2 separate regions of the Homo sapiens genome follow, and region 2 is linked to region 1. Evidence: read pairs that join two places in POLR2A ChIA-PET (ENCODE). Cell type or tissue: GM12878. All regions are shown on one strand. Each heading gives the region's core, and the rest is flanking DNA. Links, peaks and the distances in the headings are about the cores only. Region 1 overlaps ARID1B (AT-rich interaction domain 1B). Region 2 has its middle 190 kb from the start of ARID1B.

The links. Peaks named below come from ENCODE experiments on the same cell type or tissue, not always from the same donor. Only the 100,000 strongest peaks of a DNase experiment are listed, where the experiment ranks them.
Region 2: POLR2A ChIA-PET joins it to region 1 with 6 read pairs; 2 of 35 experiments call an interaction of 5 or more read pairs at or near these places.

Annotation. Positions count from the first base shown.
Region 1 is chr6:156,926,937-156,937,716 of GRCh38, forward strand. It overlaps ARID1B (AT-rich interaction domain 1B), which reads left to right. Exons shown (of 20, transcript NM_001374828.1): 4 at 8,530-8,640. Among named protein-coding and RNA genes, the nearest start is that of MIR4466, 150 kb to the left of the region's middle. In GM12878, for the core only: a CTCF peak has its summit at 6,648 (motif pointing left); no DNase peak of the experiment used is centred there.
Region 2 is chr6:156,577,519-156,588,298 of GRCh38, forward strand. No RefSeq gene overlaps it. Among named protein-coding and RNA genes, the nearest start is that of ARID1B, 190 kb to the right of the region's middle. RefSeq lists an enhancer at 5,065-5,214. In GM12878, for the core only: no CTCF peak of the experiment used is centred there; a DNase peak (open chromatin) is centred at 5,228.

The DNA.
Region 1 (10,780 bases), core at 3,630-8,629:
CTCAAAGCACTGAGATTACAGGTGTGAGCCATCATGCCTGGCCCAGATGTTGTATCATTTCATTGGTAAATATTTCAGTATGTGCCTTTAAAAGATAAAGAACTTTAAAAAAGAGACATAATACAGTTATCACTATTAAAATATAATTTATTCCTATCAATTATCCAGTATTCAAATTTCCAATAATCTCATAAATGGAATATATATTATTGTTTAATTTACATTGTGGGGTAGTTTGAATCAGGATCCAAATAAAGTGTTAACAATTTGTTGTTATCTTTTAATTACTCTTCATTTCTAGGATTTTCCTCCATCTCCTCTCCTTCTCGTCCTCTCACTTTTCATTTTTTTCTGTTGCCATTTATTTATTGAAACTGGGACATTTGTCTAGTAGAGATTCCCACAGCCTGGGATTTCCTGATTGATTTGCAATGGTTTAACATGTTGCTTGGACCTTTTTATTTCCTATAAATTAGTGGTTTGATCTGCAGGTTTTGTCAAACTCATCATTTTTTGGGAGGTGGGATATTTTATTCCTGATCTGTTTTTTGGTAAGCATCAAATGTCTTGATCCCCACCCCACCCCCGCTTCTGGTGGCATTATTGATGCTCTCTGCAGTCTTAATTTCCAGTATATTTTTACTGCATTATTTTGCAGTCATCCTTTTGCCATAAGACTGCCAGTAACAAACAGCAAAATGTGTTCTGTAGCACATTTACCAGGCAGAGTAGCTGCTAACATGATAAATATTCTTGGATGTGTGCCCAAGTTTTGTTCAGTTTTATGTGTTTGTCCTTATACATTTGTTTTTGTGTTGCTGTGTCTAATTCTAAGTATAAGCTCCTAGAAACCATTCAGTCATTCACCTGGCTTTTATCCAGTACCCATCCTTGCTGGGCCCTTGGGAATCCAAGACGATAGCATCCCCGTCTTAGAAAAATGGTGTCCAGTTTGGGATACACCACAAATAGTTAATATATGGCATTCTAAGTTCTTTAAGAGGAGCCCATTTGAGGTTGGTTTGAGGTAGTTGTTTTGGAGGGTGATAGGGTTAACTTCTAGCAGGATCTTGAGGACAGTAAGGAGGAGGAAGGGCATCCACTTGGACTGGCTGAAAGGCACCGAGGAGCAGTGGCCGCATGGCCCATGGGACCCGAGCAGCTGAACAGGTGAAGTACGGTTTTGCCCCACACCCTGGGGCCGGCCCTGTAGAAGCTGACCTGGTGGCCGGAGGGTGCCTGAAGAGCTCTTCTGAGCCCAGACTGGGACTTAAACTTCCTTCTGTAGGCCTTCGGGAGGCATTTTCTGAGCACTTGTATTTGAGGAAGTCAGCAGCATTGACCGCAGTGCAGGTGTCTGCCATCGGATCAGGAGGAAGGGGATGGACTGGGTGATGATTTGGGCTTTGGTGATGTGTCAGACGTGCACAGATTGTAGAAGAGATAATGAGTTGTGTGGGGTGGCTCTGAGCAATCTCATTTGGGTGCTCTCCTTCGGTGAGGTGGGGGCCCAAGGGAGAAGGAACAGGTCTGTGGGGTCATTTGGGAGAGTCATTTCTTGACCCGATGAGTGCAAGGCACTCTCTCCAGAGGTCCAAACATTAAGGATGCAGTTAAGGACCTCCTGTAGAGATTTGGGAATCACCACCAAGCAGGGGGCCACATGGAGTCCTTGGGGTACAGACACTTGAGGGGCCCCCATTCTTAAAGGACAGGGAGAAAGAGAAGAGCCGGTAGAGGATCCTTAAAGAACATAATCTGGCAGGCGGGCCCCTTCACCTGGCTTGCCAGCCAGCCTGTAGGCTTCTGGTAATGCTTGATGATAAGGAGTGTGGCTTTGCCTTCACACCTGTGGAAGAGAATTTTTCATTTTCGCATTTCTTACTTATTCATGTTACTGGAATTGATGTTTTAGAAGTGTTCCACGTATAAACTACTTAAGATTATAATTTTTCAAAAGAGAATTTAGGGGAATATATGAAGCCCAGGATAAAACCTTAAAAAGCTAAAATTATATTCAATCCCTTATTATGTGATAGTGTTTGAAGCTTCCAGTTGTCTCTAGTGTACAGTTATTATAGAAATGAAGAGATATCCATCACTTTCAGTTACTCCAGCCTAGTGCTCATAAGCTAGCTCTGCAAATGACTTCAGTTTTTGTTTCCTGGTAGGAAAAAACGAGGTAACAATAGCAACTATCTTGTGGTGGTGTCGTTAGGATGAACCGTGCACACTACCTCTGTGCACAGTACCTGTCACAAGTCCCCTCTTGCGAATATGAGCTGTCAGTGGGGCTTTCCTGAGGTGGCAAGGGCTGAGCATGCCATCCTTGATGTGCATGTTGTATGGATTTATATCGCTTTCCTTTTGGAAATGATATTTGAAATTCATCTACACACAGAAAGTGGAGGGAGGTCAATAATATGCCAAATGTCTGAAGCCTAGGGATGATTTCACGAACTGTGGCAGGCTGTGTGGCCACCAGGCATCCTCTCTGTGGAAGTGGTCGCAGCCACCTCTCCCCCACCCTCACATGTTGGGGATAGGCTTCTGTTTCCCTTTTACGATTTGGAATTGGTGATAGGGAATTTCCAAAGCACAAAGAGAAAAGGATCAAGAAATTATTGAGACTACTCAAATCGTCATTCATTCCCTCATTCTGAATTATTGCAAGATAATAACAATGTGGCCATCTTAACTCTCTTCCTAGCATATCTATACTTGATGTGAGGATTGGAAAAACTTTTCTTAAATAACATGACAGTTATCACTTATTCCAGATCCAGACACCATGGAGGCTCTGTTGCATTTTGTTTCTGACCTGACGCTCTTTGTTGGATTTTGCTGGCATCTAGAGGCCTCCTCACTGACCTCTTACTAGGTGCCATTGCCATTTGTTTGTCAAGGACCAAGGTGCTCCTTTCCCTCCTCCATTCCTCCATCATCTGTTAGTTTATAGTCTGTATGCTCTTAAATTCTTTTTTTTTTTGGTTACTGTCTACCTATCTTCCCACTCATCCCCTGCTCTGGTTTTGCTACTTTTTATGATGTAGTTTGACACCTGGAGTAAGTTTTGTTCTATTCCAGAATGATGGACTGTAAGTGTAAATTGATACTTCCTTTGTTAAGAACAATTTGCCAGTATATATTAACATTTCAAATGTAGCAATCTGATACAGTTTGGATCTGTGTCTCCACCCAAATCTCATGTCTAATTGTAATCCTTAATGTTGGAGGTGGGGCCAGGTGGGAGAGGATTGGATCATGGGGGCGGTTTCTCTTGAATAAGGTTTCAGACCATCCTCTTGGTGCTGTTCTCGTGATAGTGAGTGAGTTCTCATGAGACCTGGTTGTTTAAAAGTGTGTAGCACCTCCCTGCTCTCTCCCTTGCTGCTCCCACTGTGTGAGCCACCTCACTCCCCTTTTGCCTTCCACCATGATTGGAAGCTTCCTGAGGCCTCCTCAGAAGCAGAAGCTGCCATGCTTCCTGTACGGCCTGCAGAACTGTGAGCCAATTACACCTGTTTTCTTTATAAATTATGCAGTCTTAGGTATTTCTTTATAGCAGTGTGACAATGGACATATACAACCCTTTGACAGAAATTTCACTTGTAAAGATTGATGCTACAGAGATTTTCATGTGAAGATATATGCGTAAGGATGCTTACTATAGTGCTGTATGAAGAACGGAAGACTGGAAACAACCTAAATGTACATCAATAAGTGACTGGTTAAATACGTTACTCCACCTACAAATAATGCAATGTTGTGTGGCCATAAAAAAAAAGAATAAAGTAGATATTTAGTTGCAGATATAGAATGAGCTCTACAATATATTAAGAGGCTGAACAACGTGCTGTTTACAGAAAATATGCTCTAGTTGTATATAAAGGAAAAAGGATTTAAATTCACATTTAAACTTGGTAACACATTGAAAAATTGCAGAAAGGTAAATAAAAAAATCCAAAGCTAGGCCAGGCAGAGTGGCTTATGCCTGTAATCCCAGCACTTTGGGAGGCCAAGGCGGGCAGTTCACAAGGTCAGGAGATAGAGACCATTCTGGCCAACACAGTGAAACCCCATCTCTACTAAAAATACAAAAAATTAGCCAGGTGTGGTGGCACATGCCTGTAGTCCCAGCTACTCGGGAGGCTGAGGCAGGAGAATCTCTTGAAACCGGGAGGCAGTGCTTGCAGGGAGCCGAGATTGCGCCCACTGCACTACAGCCTGGACTACAGAGCGAGACTCAGTCTCAAAAAAAAAAAAAAAAAAAAAAAATTCAAAGCTTATACCATGGGAATGTTTTCCCTTTTTAATTTTTTAAAAAGTGTCTTTGACGTTTTGGTTATTCTGCATTTTATTCAAAGTTACATATTGCTATTTGGATTTTATTCATTTCCTAATGAAAGAAAACAGAAGCACTCCTGCTCCTGGCCTTTCTACTAGGCCCTTGTAATAGTTATCTTTACCCTTTCCTGTAGTAGAAGTGGGATACTAGTGTTTTCCTCCTGGTCATGTTTCATTTCATACTGTGATATGTTCAAGTACCTCGCAAAGGGAATAAGCCCATAGTAGGCATTCAGTCAGCGTCTACGACATTTGTTACAAGAGGCCTGGGCACAGTGGCTCATTCCTGATTTTCAGCACTTTGGCAGGAGAATCACTTGAGGCCAGTAGCTGGAGACCAGCCTGGGAAGTATAGTGATACCCCATCTCTCAAAATATTAAAAAAATAAATAAATTAGGCCGGGCACGGTGGCTCACGCCTGTAATCCCATCACTTTGAGAGGCCGAGGCAGGCTGATCACTTGAGGTTGGGAGTTTGAGACCAGCCTGACCAACATGGAGAAACCCCATCTCTCCTAAAGATACAAAATTAGCAAGGCATGGTGGCGCATGCCTGTAATCCCAGCTACTCGGGAGGCTGAGGCAGGAGAATCGCTTCAACCCGGGAGGTGGAGATTGCGGTGAGCTGAGATTGCGCGATGCACTCCAGCCTGGGCAACGAGAGCAAGATTCCGTCTTAAAAAAAAAAAAAAAAAAAAAAAATCAGCCAGGCATAGTGGTATGTGCCTGTAGTCCTAGCTACTAGGGAGGCATGGGTGGGCTGAGGCAGGAGAATTGCTTGAGCCTGGGAGTTAGAGGCTACAGTGAGCTATGATTAGGCTGAGCCACAGATCGAGACCTTGTTTCTTAAAAAAAAAAAAAAGGGGGGGGGCGGGGTGAAGAAATACCAAACTGAAAATTTCTGAAACAAATGTGTAATTACTACTACGCTAAACTTTTTTCACACCTTTGTTTGTGAGTCAGTTTCCCTTTAACCTTTGACTCGTAACATAAAGAAGGTTAAGGCCAGAGTCCATCAATGGTTAAAAGATTGTGAGTGAGATGTAGAAAAACAGTACTGATGAATTCTGAAAGGGGAAACCTCATTTCCATTGCCTGGTTCTTGTGCATTGCAGTATTACCACAATATGGCATTCTATACAGCAGATAAATGTAATTATTTATATGTGTATATTGGTTTACACACTGGTGTTCACTGGCTGCTTAAACTTACAAATAACCAAAGATGGCAGTAATGTTTTAAAGTGTAAAGCTGTGCTTCTTTGTTTATAAAATATGATGCTGAACATATTCTTTATTTTCTGATACTGTCATTGCCTTTTTACTGTGTATTTGCTCTTCTTGAGATGAAAATAAGTATGTACCAAAAAATAAATATAGCTTTTTAAGATGAAAAAGCTCAAGTTTCTTATGGAATATTTTTATATCATTATTAAAACAGCCAAACAGACTTTATAGTCCCACTGTAAGTTATATGTAGTTGTTGATTGTTCTAGGTTTAAACTTGGCACCTTTTCTATGTGCTCCCTTATTAAATTAATACTTATGTTCAAACATAAGCTGAGGCAGAACACGTTTCCTTTTCAATAGTTCTCACTAAATTTTGTTTTGATTTTATTTCCAACTGTACTTAATAGCTGAAAGCTTCTTGTGGTTAGGAATAGTATTTGAGATTTTGGTGGCATCTAATTATTTTGAACTTTTAAAGCCTTAAAGAGTGAAATATAAGGCCACAATACATTTTTCTGATAGCTTTCATAGTCTGTTAGTCTGTGTTGCTTATTTTAGGGGGACGATGTCTAAATTGAAATGTTTATCCACTATAGTTGTAATGATCTTTTTCAGCCTCTTTAGAAAGCAGTTCATTGAGCGAAGAAGAGAAAATAAAAAGAAACATAAAAGGGTAATATGCATAGGACTTTTGAGCCTGTTACTATTTCCTAGCTGAAGTTTACTTTAAAAAAAAAAAAGTAGGCATTGGGCAGACACTGTGTGCACGTGTGTTGGAGGAGGAGGCGGGGCCTGCTCATTTGTTTGCCCATTGTGAGGCTGTCCTGCACCTTTGTGCTTTTTTGTAACAGGGTGAAGGCCCCTGAATAGAGGCCTTGTGCCCTGCTTGATTTGAAATCCATGCTGTTTATGGAAAGGAACCTGCAGGGCACCCAGCGGGAAGTCTGTGTGACAAGTGGAAATCTAGAATCTGGAAGAAACGTGGTGTTTGAGGGGGAAGGTGGTGGGGAGAGTGGTCATAATCTTTCAGCCTTTGCTTTTGTGCCCCACAAGCTTAATTGTCACCCTCTGCTGGCAACCAGATTGCAGAGCCACTCTGTAAGTGTCCTTGGATTGCCTGTGCTTACTCTCACCTTATTGTTATCAAATAAAAACCTAGACAAATAGCATTGAATTCTCTTAGAAAAATATGATATGAACTGGGTACATTACTAGTAGAGGTTAAATATCTGAGGCTTTTTTTGTTTGTTTTTTGTTTGTTTGTTTTTTTGGTGGAGATGTATTTAAAGGGAAGAAGGGCTACATGTGAAAAGCTGGAATTATTGGCACGCTCCTGTATTTCAGAGCGTGTTGAAAAGCAGGTCGCACCAACACTAGGCTGGTTAAATCCAGTTTGTACAGCTTGTGTACTTGGTGGTACCAGCTATTGCTCCAAAGTTTCCTGGCTTAAGAAGCCATGTAATTTTAAGTGTGCAAGAAAGGGGTGGGACAGCAGAAGCTTTTTATAGGATTTCAAGTAATAAACATTAATTTTTAAAGCAATATTCCAGGGACTTAACAGAAGTAGAACTTGTATATGATGTTTCTTTAATACCAACACATATTTGAACTGACAAGGGAAGGGAGATAATTTTATTTTAAAGCAATATTTTCCATTCTTTTTTTCTCTTCAATTAGAAACTGGTTCTTCAACTTTCAGTGCCAATTGAGACATGCTATAATAAGTATTTAACAATTCTGTCCTGCTGTTTGACTTCAGGGGGAAACGATGGTAGAATGTTTAGTAGCTGAGCATACACAGGTAGCTAGAGATCTGGTATACAGTAAATGTGGTGTGGTGTGGTATTTGGGTTATATATGCTAATTATTTCAGCACAATGCTGAAACCATGCAGAATACCTCTTGGAAGAGTGTTTGACAAGATGCCAGAAAGGCCGTGTTAATTATAAGTTTATTGTGCCTATTCAGGTTTTTTGGGTGTGTTTTGTTCCCCACTGTTGTTTTATTCTTTATGATGGTTCTCTGAAAACTATGCCCCATGAACATATGGAGTTCTATATATGCGTGTTTATTGGTTTTATAGAAACCTCAGGATCCTATGAGCTTAATAACGATTTACGCTGTTATGTGGGTAATTGAGAGGACCTGTTAAGATATAGTTGATAGTAAGGTTTTCGTTAGTTATTTCAACTTTTTGAGGTAATATTAAAGGCAGTTTGACCAAAATCGGAATTCAACAATCCAGGGAGCTTTTGGTTTGCTCTGGGTTCACTCTGGGTTTAAAGACAGTTTGGTTTGGCTACAGCTGACCTCCCTCCCTGTTTTTATGAACTAGTCTTCTTCCTGCAAAACTCAAATACAGTACTTGGTATGGTCTCATAATAAATTTAGTTGTTAATTATATATATATATATATATATATATATATATATATATATATATATATATAGTTTATATTTCTGCTGTTATTCACTGCTTTTTAAAATTTTTGCTTCTGATAATGTATTAAATTATAGCCATAACATATTTATATGCCTGCTAAAATGTAACAGTTGTTGGTTGTGATAAGCTTTTGTTTTGTTTTGTTCTGTTTTGTTTGACACAGGGTCTCGCTCTGTCACCCAGGCTGGAGTGCAGCGGTGCAGTCAAAGTTCACTGCAGCCTCCACCTCCAGGCTCAAGCTATCCTCCCACCTCAGCCTCCCAAGTAGCTGCACCACCACACTCGGCTAATTTTTTATTATTTTTGTAGAGATGGAGTCTCCCTACATTGCCCAGGCTGGTCTTGAACTCCTGGGCTCAAGCGATCTGCCTGCCTTGATCTCCCGAAGTGCTGGGATTACAGGCATGAGCCACTGTGCCCAGCCAAGCTTTTGTTTAATTTTAGTTACTGAAGAAGCTTATAACTCATTGAGATATTTATGAAGTGCTTTGTGTTTGTGTTTTTTTTTAGGACATGTCTCAGGAAGGCTATGGAACTAGATCTCAACCTCCTCTGGCCCCCGGAAAACCTAACCATGAAGACTTGAACTTAATACAGCAAGAAAGACCATCAAGTTTACCAGTAAGACATTATTGTGCTGATTTGGAAATGTAATGAGTTAAAGACTTTTAGAAAGAGCTGTTGTTTTTGTTTGTTCTACTTTATATTATGACATGATTGAGAAGTTTCTAGACTTCAGGTTTATTTTGTGGTCAATTTTTCAAGGTTTACCTTTTAGGAGCTCTGTAGTCCTGGATAAGTCTATTTCATGTGTATATATCTCTGTTGCAGAGTGTAGACATCAGTTGGAAGGTTTTATGCGGCTGGTCGATTTTGTGTGCAGGTGGTTATTGCTGTTGTACAGTTGAGCTTTCTTTAGGCTGTTGCTTTTTGGCAGCGATACAGAACAGAGGTGTCCTTAGAGGAGTCAAAACTTAAAAGAAATTTGCACTTTGCAAAGGATACAAATGATGAGATAAAATACCTGATAGTAATTTGAATTTCTTCTAGGACTTTCTATTTATGTAATGAGAAATCACCCAAAAGAAGGTAGTTTGAAATTTGAGGCCAGACGCGGTGGCTCACGCCTGTAATCCCAGCTCTTTGGGAGGCCAAGGTGGGCGGATCACTTGAGGTCGGGAGTTCAAGACCAGCCTGACCAACATGGAGAAACCCTATCTCTACTAAAAATACAAAATTAGCCAGGTGTGGTGGTGCCTGCCTGTAATCCCAGCTACTCGGAATGCTGAGGCAGGAGAATCGCTTGAACCCAGGAGGCAGAGGTTGTGGTGAGCCGAGATCACGCCATTGCACTTCAGCCTGGGCAACAAGAGCGAAACTTCATCTCAAAAAAAAAAAAAAAAAAATTGACAAAGCTGTTTATTTCCACCAATAAATAGTATATGGTGATTGGGGTTTCTATTTATAAGAGTAGTGGCTATTATATGGGGTATCATGTTGATGCTCATAAATAGTTCATATCTACTTAATTTGCCTTCTTTTATAGAGAACCTAATTTAAAGGAAGTCTTCTTTATTAACTAAAAGAATAAATCTGCAGGAGGCTGAGGCAGGAGAATCACTTGAACCCAGGAGGCGGAGGTTGCAGTGAGCCGAGATTGCACCACTGCACTCCAGTCTGGGAAACAGAGCGAGACTCCATCTCAAAAAAAAAAAAAAAAAAAAGAATAAATCTATACCAATAAATATTTTTACATTTATTTGAAGAATTGTTGTCATTGCCTAGTTTCTATGGAGAAGGTTTGTTTTAAGATGGGAATTCAGTATAGCCATGATTTTAATTGGAATTTCAACTATGTTTGCATTAACTTAGATTTATTACTTCTAAACATTTGAGAACAGACATTTGTAGTGAATGTTAAACATGACATTTGACATGCGTACCATACCATATACATTTTAATGTATATGCAGATTTAGAGAAGGTAAGTGATGACCACAGGATGTCTACTGTCTTTGAATCTGATGGATATATTTTTGAAACTCTAATTTTTATACCTTTTACTTTTATGTGAGAGAGGGTGAAATCTTATTGTGGTGTTTTTCCCCCCCCCTTTAGTAGTGTTAATGTATTTGTTGTCTAGGTATTTGGTTTTGAAGGAGGGAAATAGGTAATGGATTTTGTGTTGTATGCTGCTAAACTTTCTGTAGCAGATAGTTCGCAGCTTGGTAAGCATGTAGTGTGTACGTGTGTGAGAGAGAGAGAAGGAGAGAGACAGAGGCATGCATGCTGTCGATAAATACTACATTTGCCAAGTATTTGGAAATTAGCTTTTGTGGTTCTATGAAATTTAAATAGATGCATGGGAAGCAGGTAAACAGTGAATTCCACTTTTTTCAGCAGTTTTTTAGTGGTTTTGGAGAGGTTCGACCTTGTAGATTTGTCATTGGCTGATGATTTTGTACTGTGACACAGGTTGGTAAATTTGTCATAAATGGATGCAGATTTTCTGCATAGCTATAAAAATAGTTTGTGGTAAACTGCTTTCTTCATATCTACTCAGAAACTTCAGCATCACTCACTAGTGCGTGCCTTTTGCCATGGATCTGTGTTGGATTGGATGGTTGACATTCAGCTAACTCTACAGTGTTATTAGGGATGGCATGAAGTATTGTAGTTTCAGATAACTGACTGAAGAGTTTGGTCTGGGATAGGAGCTTTTAAGTTGATTGCTGGAAGAGTGGATGAAGGCATTTAGGAG
Region 2 (10,780 bases), core at 2,205-7,204, 350 kb before region 1:
CCTCTACCTCCTGGGCTCAAGTAATCCTACCGCCTCAGCCTCCTGAGTATCTGGGACCACAGGCACACGCCACCATGCCTGGCTAATATTTTGTATTTTTTTGTACAAGCAGGGTTTCACCATATTGGCCAGGCTGGTCTTGAACTCCTGGGCTCAAGCAACCCTCCCACATCAGCATCCCAAAATGCTGGGATTACAGATGTGAGCCACCATGCTCAGCCTCAATTTTTCTATGAATTTAAAACTGTTTTTAAAAATAAAACCAGTTTTTAAAGCAGCAAGGGGAAAAAAGCATATTACCATCAAAGGAGCAACAGTAAGACTGACAATATACTTTTCAATAACATAGTGGAAACCAATAGACAACAAAATCACATAAAAGGGCCAAAATAATGTAACTCCCGAACTTTAGAATTATATTTGAATTTTATACCCAGCAAAACTACCCATATAAAAATGAAAGCAAGCTGCTTGGGGACATAAAGAGCTGAAAACAGCATTGCTCCCACACTAATATGAAAAAGCTAGACAATCTGAAAGTTCATTACTTTCTAAAAACTATCAGAGAACTCAGGTTTCAGAGAAATCAAATGGCCCCAAATCTAAAGAGATATAAATCTAAGACCTTCAGGGAAAGATGAGATATGAGCACTGGTTTCCCCGAGGTGGACACAAGTGTATGCTTGTAAGAGCAGTTCAGCTAACATAGTTAGTAAATTGCTGAAAGCTGAGCATGCACTGGCAAGTGTGTGAAGCCCCTATGAGTCAAAGAAATTGGAGAATATTGACCGGGTGTGGTGGCTCAGACCTGTAATCCCAGTACTTTGGGAGGCCAAAGTGGGCAGATCACTTGAGGCCAGGGGTTCAAGAACAGCCTGGCCAACATGGTGAAACGCCATCTCAACTAAAACTATAAAAATTAGCCAGATGTGGTGGAGCATGCCTGTAATCCCAGCTACTCGGGAGACTGAGGCAGGAGAATCGCTTGAACCCAGGAGGCAGAGGCTGCAGTGATCTGAGATCACGCCACTGCACTCCAGCCTTGGCAACAGAGTGAGACTCCATCTCAAAAAAGAAAAAAAAAAGAAATTGGAGAATCTGTCCCTTCTTCAGGCTTTTTTTCCAGGGACCCCACTGGGAGCTCACAAAAATTGAAAAGGGCCCTATGAAAGTGTTCTCTGAGGTGTAAAACAGGAGAAAAGAAGAGCAAACACAATGGGAGGGGTGCAAAATCCATCCACAGTCTTCTCTTCTATCACCTGTCTGAAATAAATCCTTAATCTGTGCAGGGAAGGGCAACAAACACTATTTTCCTTAGGGCACCAGTGAAAATACATTGCAGCTGGTGGAAGAGAACCAGAAAAAAAAAATACCCTATCACTATGAGGAGAGAGGGGAGTAAGAAATATGTGCTGGGTCCAGCACTACAGCCAGCAGAGGAGCAGGGTCATTGAGTCTTAGGAACATAGTGCCCATCTAAGACTGAGGTTCAATCAGAACAACAGAGAATATTCCCCCCCATTATCCCACTACTACAAGGCTAACTAGCATTGAATAACAGGTGAGAGTGTAGAACTCCTGGGACAGGGAGAGAAGAGGGACAAGAGCATATAAACAGACTTTTTCTGAAAAAAGAAAAAGAGGAAGAAGAAGACTTAAAAATGAGCATGGAACACACATTGAAGGAAAAACCCTCTGGCAAATCTGCCCCTTCTCTAAACAGTAGGTGTCATTAGAGAAATTTAAGGATTGTGATGCACTGAAGTTAACCATAGCAACAACATACCTCAGTCCAACCTCATCCCTAACTAGCTTATTTCACATCCCAGCACAAAGGCCCAGCAGGAACCAAAAGTGTGCTCATCCCAGCCTGCAAAATGATTGACCCTAGTTTACTGCATATATGAGATACCTGGCTTTCAGCAAAAAGTGAAGAAGCATGTGAAAAGGCAAGAATATAATAACACTGTTGAAGAGGCAAGGCACTCATCAGAACCAGACTCAACTGTGATGGGGATGTTTGAACTACCTAATAGAAAATTTTAAATAACTGTGATTAATATTTTAAAAGCTCTAATGGAGAAGGTAGACAACAGGCAAGATCAGATGGGCAATTTCAGCAGAGAGACTGAAACTCTAAGAAAGAATTAAAAGCAAATGCTAGAAATTTTTTTTAAATGACAGCAACAGCAACAACAAAAAGTAGCAGAGATGAAGAAAGTCTTTGATGACCTCATCAGTAGATTTGACCCAGCTAAGGAGTGAAGCAGTGATGCTGGTTCATAGGAATTACCCAAACTGAAAACAAAAAGAAAAATGAGGACACACACACACACATATATATACATACACACCCTTCACATATATTTAAACTGCTGAAAACAAAAGACAATGAGAAAACCTCAAAGGCAGCCAGAGAAATAAGACACATTATATATAGGAAAACAAAGTAAGAATTAAACAGCCTTCACATCAGAATTCACACAAGCTAAAAGATAATGGAGTGACATCTCTTAAGTGATAAGTATAAAAACAAAGACAGATGGAACGAATAGAAAATGGCTAACAAGATAGATTTTAATACAGATATATCAGTGATCGCATTAAATGTGAACAGTTCAACCACACCAGTTAAAAGACAAAATTGACAAATTGGATAAAAAAGCAAGACCTGTCCACATTATATCTACAACAAACTTCCTTTAAGCAAAAATACAAAAATAGTTTCTTAGAAAATGAAAAAAAAAAAGATAGACAAACACTAATGAAAAGAGAGTTGGAGTAGCTATATCAATATCAAAGTAGACTTCAGAACAAGGAATATTATTAAGAATAAAGAAGAACTTTATTTAATGATAAATAAGTCCATAGTCCAAGATGACAAAACTGCCCTAAATTGACCTAACAACAGAGCTTCAAATTACATGAATTACAACAAAACACAATGAAACTGAAAGAAGAAACAGACCAATCTACAATTATAGTTGGAGACTTCAATATTCCTCTCTCAGGAATCAACAGAACAAGTAAACAGAAAATCAGTAAGAATATAGGGCTGATCAACGCTATTGATCAAATTGACCTAAAGCAGAATACACGTTGTTTACAAGTGTACATTCCTTAAGAGAGACCATATTCAGACCATAAAACAAACCTTAACAAATTTAAAAGAATAGGAATCATACAAAGTATATTCTCAGACCATAATGGAATTAAACTAGAAATCAGTAACAGAAAGATTTCTGTTAAACTCCAAAATATTTGGAAATAAACAACACATTTCTACATTACCCATGAGTCAAAGAGGAAGTGTTAAAGGAAATAAGAAAATATTTTGAACTGAATGAAAACAAAATTACAGTATATCAAAATTTGTTGGAAGCAACTAAAGCATTGTTTAGAGAGAAGTTTGTAGCATTAAATGCTTATATGAGGGAAGAAGAAAGGTTTTCAATCAATACTCTAAGTTTTCATTTTGTGAAACTAGAGAAGAAAAGCAAATTCAACCCAACATAAGCAGAAGAAAGGAAATAATTAAGAGCAGAAATCAATAAAATTGCAAACCAAAGAAATGAAAGCATGAGAAAGACATTTTCAAACAGAATCTGACAAAATTCATTACCACAGCCCCACATTTTCTTAAAGGAAATGACTAAAACAAGTTCTTCGGATAGAAGCAAAATGATTCTGCATGAAAACAGAGATATAGAGTATTAGTTCCCACTTGCCGCTGTAATAAATGGCCACAAACATCATAATTTAAAACAATGTGCGTGTATTATCTTACGGCTCTGGAGATTGGAAGTCTGACATGGTTCTCACTGAGCTTTAAAATCTGTGTCCACGGTGCTGCATTCCCTTCTGGAGACTCCAGGGGATAGTCTGTTTCTTGACTTTGCTGGGTCTAGAGGTCTCCTGTGTTCCTTGGATCAAGGTCCTGTCCGCCATCCTTAAAGCCAGCAATGTCGGGCTGAGGCCTTCTCACACTGCCATCTCTCCTTCTCCTCTCCTGCCTCCCTCTTACACAGTTAAGTCTCCTAGTGATGATTAATTGGGCCGGCCCAGGATAATCCCTCGAACTGATGAGCAGCCTTAGTTCCTCCTGGAACCTTTATTCCCCCTAACATATTCACAGTTTCCAGAGATTAGAATGAGACGTCTTTGTGGGGGCCATTGTTCTGTCTACCACACACAGAAAGAAACGAAGAACAAGAGAAAGGATGGCTACACGGGTAAATCTAAAAGAATACTGGTTGTCAATAATGACTGATATTTTGTGAGGTCTTATATATATTTAGAATTAAATCCTGCACAAAAGGCAGGATTGAAGGTAAATAGAGTCAAACTTTTTGGGGTCTGTGCATTGTCCAGGAATAGACAGATGTGCAACTTTATATTCAATTTTAATAAGGTAGTGCTATTGTCATCTCTTGGTCCTTGGATAACCAGTAAAGGAAGGTATAACTTAACAGCTGATAGAGATGGGACATGGAATAATATTTTCGTTTCTTGTTTTCTCTGTCACCCAGGCTGGAGTGCAGTTGCATGATCATAGCCCACTGCAGCCTCAAACTCCTGGCCTCAAGCGATCTTCCCACTTCAACCTCCAGAGTTGCTGGACTACAGGTATGTGCCACCACACCCAGCTGCTTTTTTTTTTTTTTTAATAGAGATGGGTATCACTGCATTATCCAGGCTGGTCTCGAACTCCTGGGCTCAAGCGATCCTCTCACCTTGGCCTCCCGAAGTGCTGGGATTACAGGCATAGGCCACTGCGCTCAGCCATGAATAATTTTTAAATACATAAATAATCCAAAAAATGGGCAAGCAAGGAGAAGAAAAGGAACATAAAACAAGTGAGATAAATAGAAAATAAATTTTAAGATGATAGATCTAAGTTCCAAGAGTGTCATTTGAGAAATCCATAGCTCAGAAATTTAAGGTAAGTTGCCTACAATCACAGGGCTTATGAGAGCAGACAGCAATTCTGAATCCCAGTCTCTCTTAACCAAAGCTCATTGTGCCCAAGCCCCAGCCGCCTCTAGGGTGCTCCCTGAGCTCCTCCACGGTCACCTGGGCTCTCCTGGTAATGGCCCCCCTTTGCTGCCAAGCCACCCACACCTCCTGGATCAGTTTCAGCTTGATGGGAAGTTCTTTGTTTCTATAACTGCATGTTGTGGTCATGTACAGGTGTGTCTGCTAAGATTTATGACCATAAGCAAACGTCTGTTGCTGAGCTCTTCTGTAGTGGCAGCTGAGGTGCTGCTTGGTGCAGCAGGGGAGCCCGGGGAACGCATCTCACAGAAGAGTAAATTACACACCTGAAGTGAAAGAACCGTTCCCAGGCACAGACAGATCCATTTTGCACTCAGAAGCATCCCACGCACAGCTGTGAATACTTGCATTAGTGCCAATTAATGTAAGGTGGTACCAACTCAGAGAGGCCCTGAATTTGCTCTAGGGGATAAAAATGGAGGTGGGGGAGGTGAGGAAGGAGAAAGGAAAAATAGAGTTTTCCCTGCTAAATGGAAACATCTCTAGGAGAGTCCAGCAGCTGGATGACTTGGTTAAGAAGGAGTGACCTGCCCACTTTCTTCAATTAGACATTTTACTTTCCCCAGCTAAACCACAACAACAAACAGAAAGACGGGGACAAGGAATGGTTTAGAAGCAGGATCACTGATGTTGCAGAAAGGAGCACCGTGAATCAGGACCTCTCACCACGCATGCCTCATGGGGTTCAGAGCATTTCAGCCCAAATGAAAATGAGGCAGCAGCTAAAAATTCCAACACTGCCTTCCCCTCCCACCCACATCCAGGCCCACGTGTGAGGCGAGGCAATTCAGGTATGGTATTACAAACAAGCCCCTCATAACTCTTCATTTTTAAAATCATAATATGTTGATTTTTATGTTTTTCAACAGTTTTCATACTCTGTCTGTAGCAGGACCTTCCCACCGCCTTGATACCCTTCACTGTGCTTCAATTTATTGTGTTTTTAGATGAAATTCATGACCATTGGTGCCTTCACCGCCACAGAAAATGAGACGTAAAGGAGTAGGCCACACCCACCTGAGCTTTCCCTCCCCTCACAACATCCTGGCCACTGGAGAGATTTGCTGTTCAATTCAACAACACATGTTGAAACCTATGCTGTCCCAGACTCTGCTGGGAGTTGAGACTGCGGAGATGACTAAGACCTGGCCCCCATCCTCAAGCAGCTCTCAGTGCAGGGACGGAGAAACACCTGTAAGCGGACTCTGCAGTGGTAAGGAAGGTACAACTCCCAGGGGGCTACCCCATTCAGAGACAGTCTCAGAGAATGCTGAGCACCAGCCCTGATCACCGCCAACAACTCATCCCTAGAGGTGAACACATTTTCCTATGAAAAAACAACTCATCCAAATGGGATCACATCAAGTTAAAAAGCTTCTCCACAGCAAAGGAAACAATGAACAAAGTGAAGAGACAACCCACACAATGGGAGAAAATGTTTGCAAATTATCCATCTGACCAGGGATTAATAACCAGAATATACAAGGAGCTCAAACAACTCTATAGGAAAATATCTAGTCATCCAATTTAAAAATTGGCAAAAGATCTGAATAGACATCTCCCAAAAGAAGACATACAAATGGCAAACGGGCACGTGAAAAGGTGCTCAACGTCACTGATCATCAGAGAAATGCAAATCACAACTACAATGAGATGTCATCTTACCGTTGTTAAAATGGCTTTTATCCAGAAGACAGGCAATAACAAATGCTGGTGAGATGTGGAGAAAAGGGAACCCTCCTACACTGTTGGTGGGAATGTAAATTAGTAGAGTCACTATGGAGAACTGTTTGGAGGTTCCTCAAAAAACTAAAAGTAGAGCTATCATATGATCCAGCAATCCCACTGCTGGATATATACCCAAAAGAAAGGAAATCAGTTTATCAAAGAGGTACCTGCACTCCCATGTTTATTGCAGCACTGTTCACAATAGCCAAGATCTGGAAGCAACCCAAGTGTCCATCAACAAATTAATGGATGAAGAAAATATAGTACATATACACAATGGAGTACTATTCAGCCATAGAAAAGAATGAGATTCTGTCTTTTGCAACATGGTGGAACTAGAGATCATTATGTTATGTGAAATAAAACAGGCACAGAAAGACAAACTTCTCGTGTTCTCACTTATTTGTGGGAGCTAAAAAAACAGTTGAATTCATGAAGATAGAGAGTAGAAAGATGGTTACCAGAGGCTGGGAAGGGTAATAAGGGGGTGAGGGGAAGGGAGGATGGTTAATGGGTACAAAAAAGTAGTTAGAATAACTTAGTAGATAGCATAACAGGATAACTAGAGTCAATAATAATTGTAGATTTTAAAATAACTAAGATGGCATAAATTGGATTGTTTGTAAAACAAAGGATAAATGCTTGAGGTGATCAATACCTCATTTATCCTGATGTGATGACACATTATACACCTGTATCAAAAATCTCATATGCTCAATAAATATATACCCCCAGTATGTTCCCACAAAAATTAAACATTAAAAAAAACAACTCATCTATTCCTCTTTATGCCTCCATCAGAAACCATTTCAAACAGCAACTAGAACTCTCACACACTGCCTGGGGGAAGACAAAATGGTACCACCAATTTGCAGAACTGTTCTGCAGTTTCTTAAAGGTAGATATACATTTACCACGTGGCCCAGCAATTCTCCTAGGTTTTTACCCAACAGAAATGAAAACTTATGGCCACACAAACATCTATAGTTAAGTGTTTATAGCAGCTGTGTTCATCGTAGCTCAAACTGGAAACAAGTCAAATGTTTAGCAATCATTGATAAGTCAGATTGTGGTACATTCATAAAATAAAATAATATTCATGTATGAAGAGAAGAAACTACTGATACACACAACATAGATGAAAAAAGACACATACACACACAATTTTGAGAAAAAAATTATTAAAGTGCATCAGCCTTTCTAGATTTGAAATATTTTTGGAATTCAAAAACTATATGAATATTTTAGAGTTTGTTCCTGAATGCTGAAACCAAGAAAGTTTTTTTTTTGGTAACAAGAATAGTAACAGAGTAATGACCAATAATGCAGGTAAATTCAATTGGATCATGGGCCAGCCCACGTTTACTTTATGATTGATGTTATTGATATTGTTTTTCTAAAAACTATGATAGGCTCACAAGCTGATATGGTCATTTTAGGGAGGCTAGACCACTGCCTTCCTGATTATGTTACCTAATTAAGGGTTCCAGTCGTGAGGTGTCCAGGTTCTTGGTGTGTTCAACAAAGAATTGAACGACACACAAACGAGTGGTGAAGAAGTGGATTTATTAGAGCAGAAAGCAGGGAAGGAGCAAAAGCAAAAGTACACTCCACAAGATGAGAGCAGGCTCTAGCAATTGGCTCAAGAGCCCTGGTAGCAAAGTCTTTGGAAGCTTAAGTACTCCCTAGAGGTTTCTCGTTGCTTACACCCTATGTAAATGAAGGACTGGCTCGCAGCCAACTAGAGGCTGAGGTGAATTGGCCCATGGCCAATCCAAGACTGATGTAGTTTGGTGCTTTATGCAAAGGAAGGTCCTAGAATGAACCAATCATTGGCCAGAGTGCAGATTTGGCCTGTGGTCAATCAGAGGCCGATGTGGTTTGGCATCTTATGCAAATGAAGGTCCTGGAATGGGCCAATCATAGGTCAGTGTGCAGACTCCTCAGCTCCAGGGAGCCTGTCCAAGTCGTCCTTAGATTCCCTGTCTCCAGACCCTATTCCCCTGCCTCAGTTACACAAATAAAATGAATTCATGTTACAGTATTAATATAATACTAATTCTGAGAATTTCAGAAATAGCCCAAATTAGGGTTGACTTCTAGGTCTTTGCCTCTGTAAATACATGTGATATCAATGACAGTAAAGTATCAAGGCATCAGAAGACCTTGACCAAAGACTTTTACCTCCCTTTTTTCTGTAATCAATAGATTCAAGCAAAAGTCAACCCACACTACTGAAATATGAATTTTTTTTCAAATATCTGAATAGTCCTGGATTATTCAGCTGACACAGCCTACTTGGATTATTCAGCTTACAGACACAGAGGAGTTTTCCATGGACTTGGCCTAAAAGTATCCAGGTGGGGAGAGAGATGGGAGGTTCTAGTTCCTTTTATTCCCCCTTTGGGGAAGAGACAGGAGATTAGGGCTTTTAATTATTTGAGATGCTGTTGGGCAGGTGACTCCCTGCATTTCAACTAAATCATAAAACAACAAACTAGTAAATTTCCCAAAAAAAGAGATATTTTGAAGAAGTAAATGTTCTGATGTGACTATTCTCCCATGTTGCAAGATTTAAGTATCTTTGGAAAATGGATTCATAGATCTTGGTGTAATTGGAATAAGAATAGTGACTAATTTCTTTGCTCTCAAAAGAACCCCAAAAAGAATTGTGACCCAGTAATAGCAGATGATCTTGAGAATTTTTCAGGGATCCCCAATAACATCAACTAATTGAATTTAAAAAAAAAAGAAAGAAAGAAAGAATACACAGGGTAACAGGAAACAACTAACTCCTAATTCTAGGAGTTTTAGGCACATTTACAGCCTGGCAGCTTTGGGATTGAGAATAAGACATTTAAAACCCCACCACATAAACTGAAAAACATACATTCATTTTTATCTTATAACCTCACCTCATGTGACTGCCCAGATATGAATTTGTTAGTGCTCAACTCTTGATAAGTCCCTAACTTCTTTTGTTTCAGTTTCCTCCACTACAGAAGATTTGTAACAGATCAGTGTTTCTCAAATGTTAATAAGCATCAAAACCACCTGAGAGGTTGTATTAAATGCACACTCCTGGGCTTCCACCCAGGTAACTGGATTTATTAGTTTAAGGATGGAGCCCAGAAATTGGTCTTTTATGCTGTCTCCTTAGGTGATAGATCTGAAACACACTCAACCAAATGATATTTTATATTTATCCCAGCTCTAACAGTTTATGATAAGCCATTTAAAAGTGAGGCTCGAGTTGGAAGTGGTATCACTAAAGCTATCAACACTTGAATGAGAACAAAACAAAGAAATGAAAGTTTCAGGAAAAGGTCTTTGAGGTCATAGCCAGAAATATTCTGGTTAATTTTTCATCACTACATTTAAACAACTAGACAACTTAAAATTACATTACTTTAAGTGTCATCATATCCAATCTTCACAGGTAAAAGATTTACTTTTAAACAGAAAATCTACATTTAACCATAGGGATGAAAAACAACACCTTTTCTGCAGTTGATTTCCTGGAAAATGTGCATTTTTTTACATTAGATATTTAACATAGAATAAATACCAGGACCAACTTTTAAAATATGTGGAAGCTGGGCATGTTGGCTCATGCCTGTAATCCCAACAACTCAGGAGGCTGAAGCGGAACGATCACTAGAGCCCAAGAGCTCAAGGCTTCAGTGAGCTATGATTGTGCCACTGCACTCTGGCCTGGGAACAGAATGAGATCTGCCCGTCTCAAAGAGAGAGAAGAGAGAAAGAAAGACAAGAAGAGAGAGAAAAGGAGGGAGGGAGGAAGGAAGGGAGGAAGGAAGGAAAAAAGAAAGGGAAAAGAAGGTTACAGTGTGGTTTAAGAGCACCAAGAATTGCATTGATCATCTTCAGTGCCCAGAGACTACCCAGACTTACTGAAACTTGAAATTCCACAATGGAAGTTCTATTCCTTTCTTTTTAATCCATGCCCATGACTCTAGCTGAGTTTTTAAAGTCCATG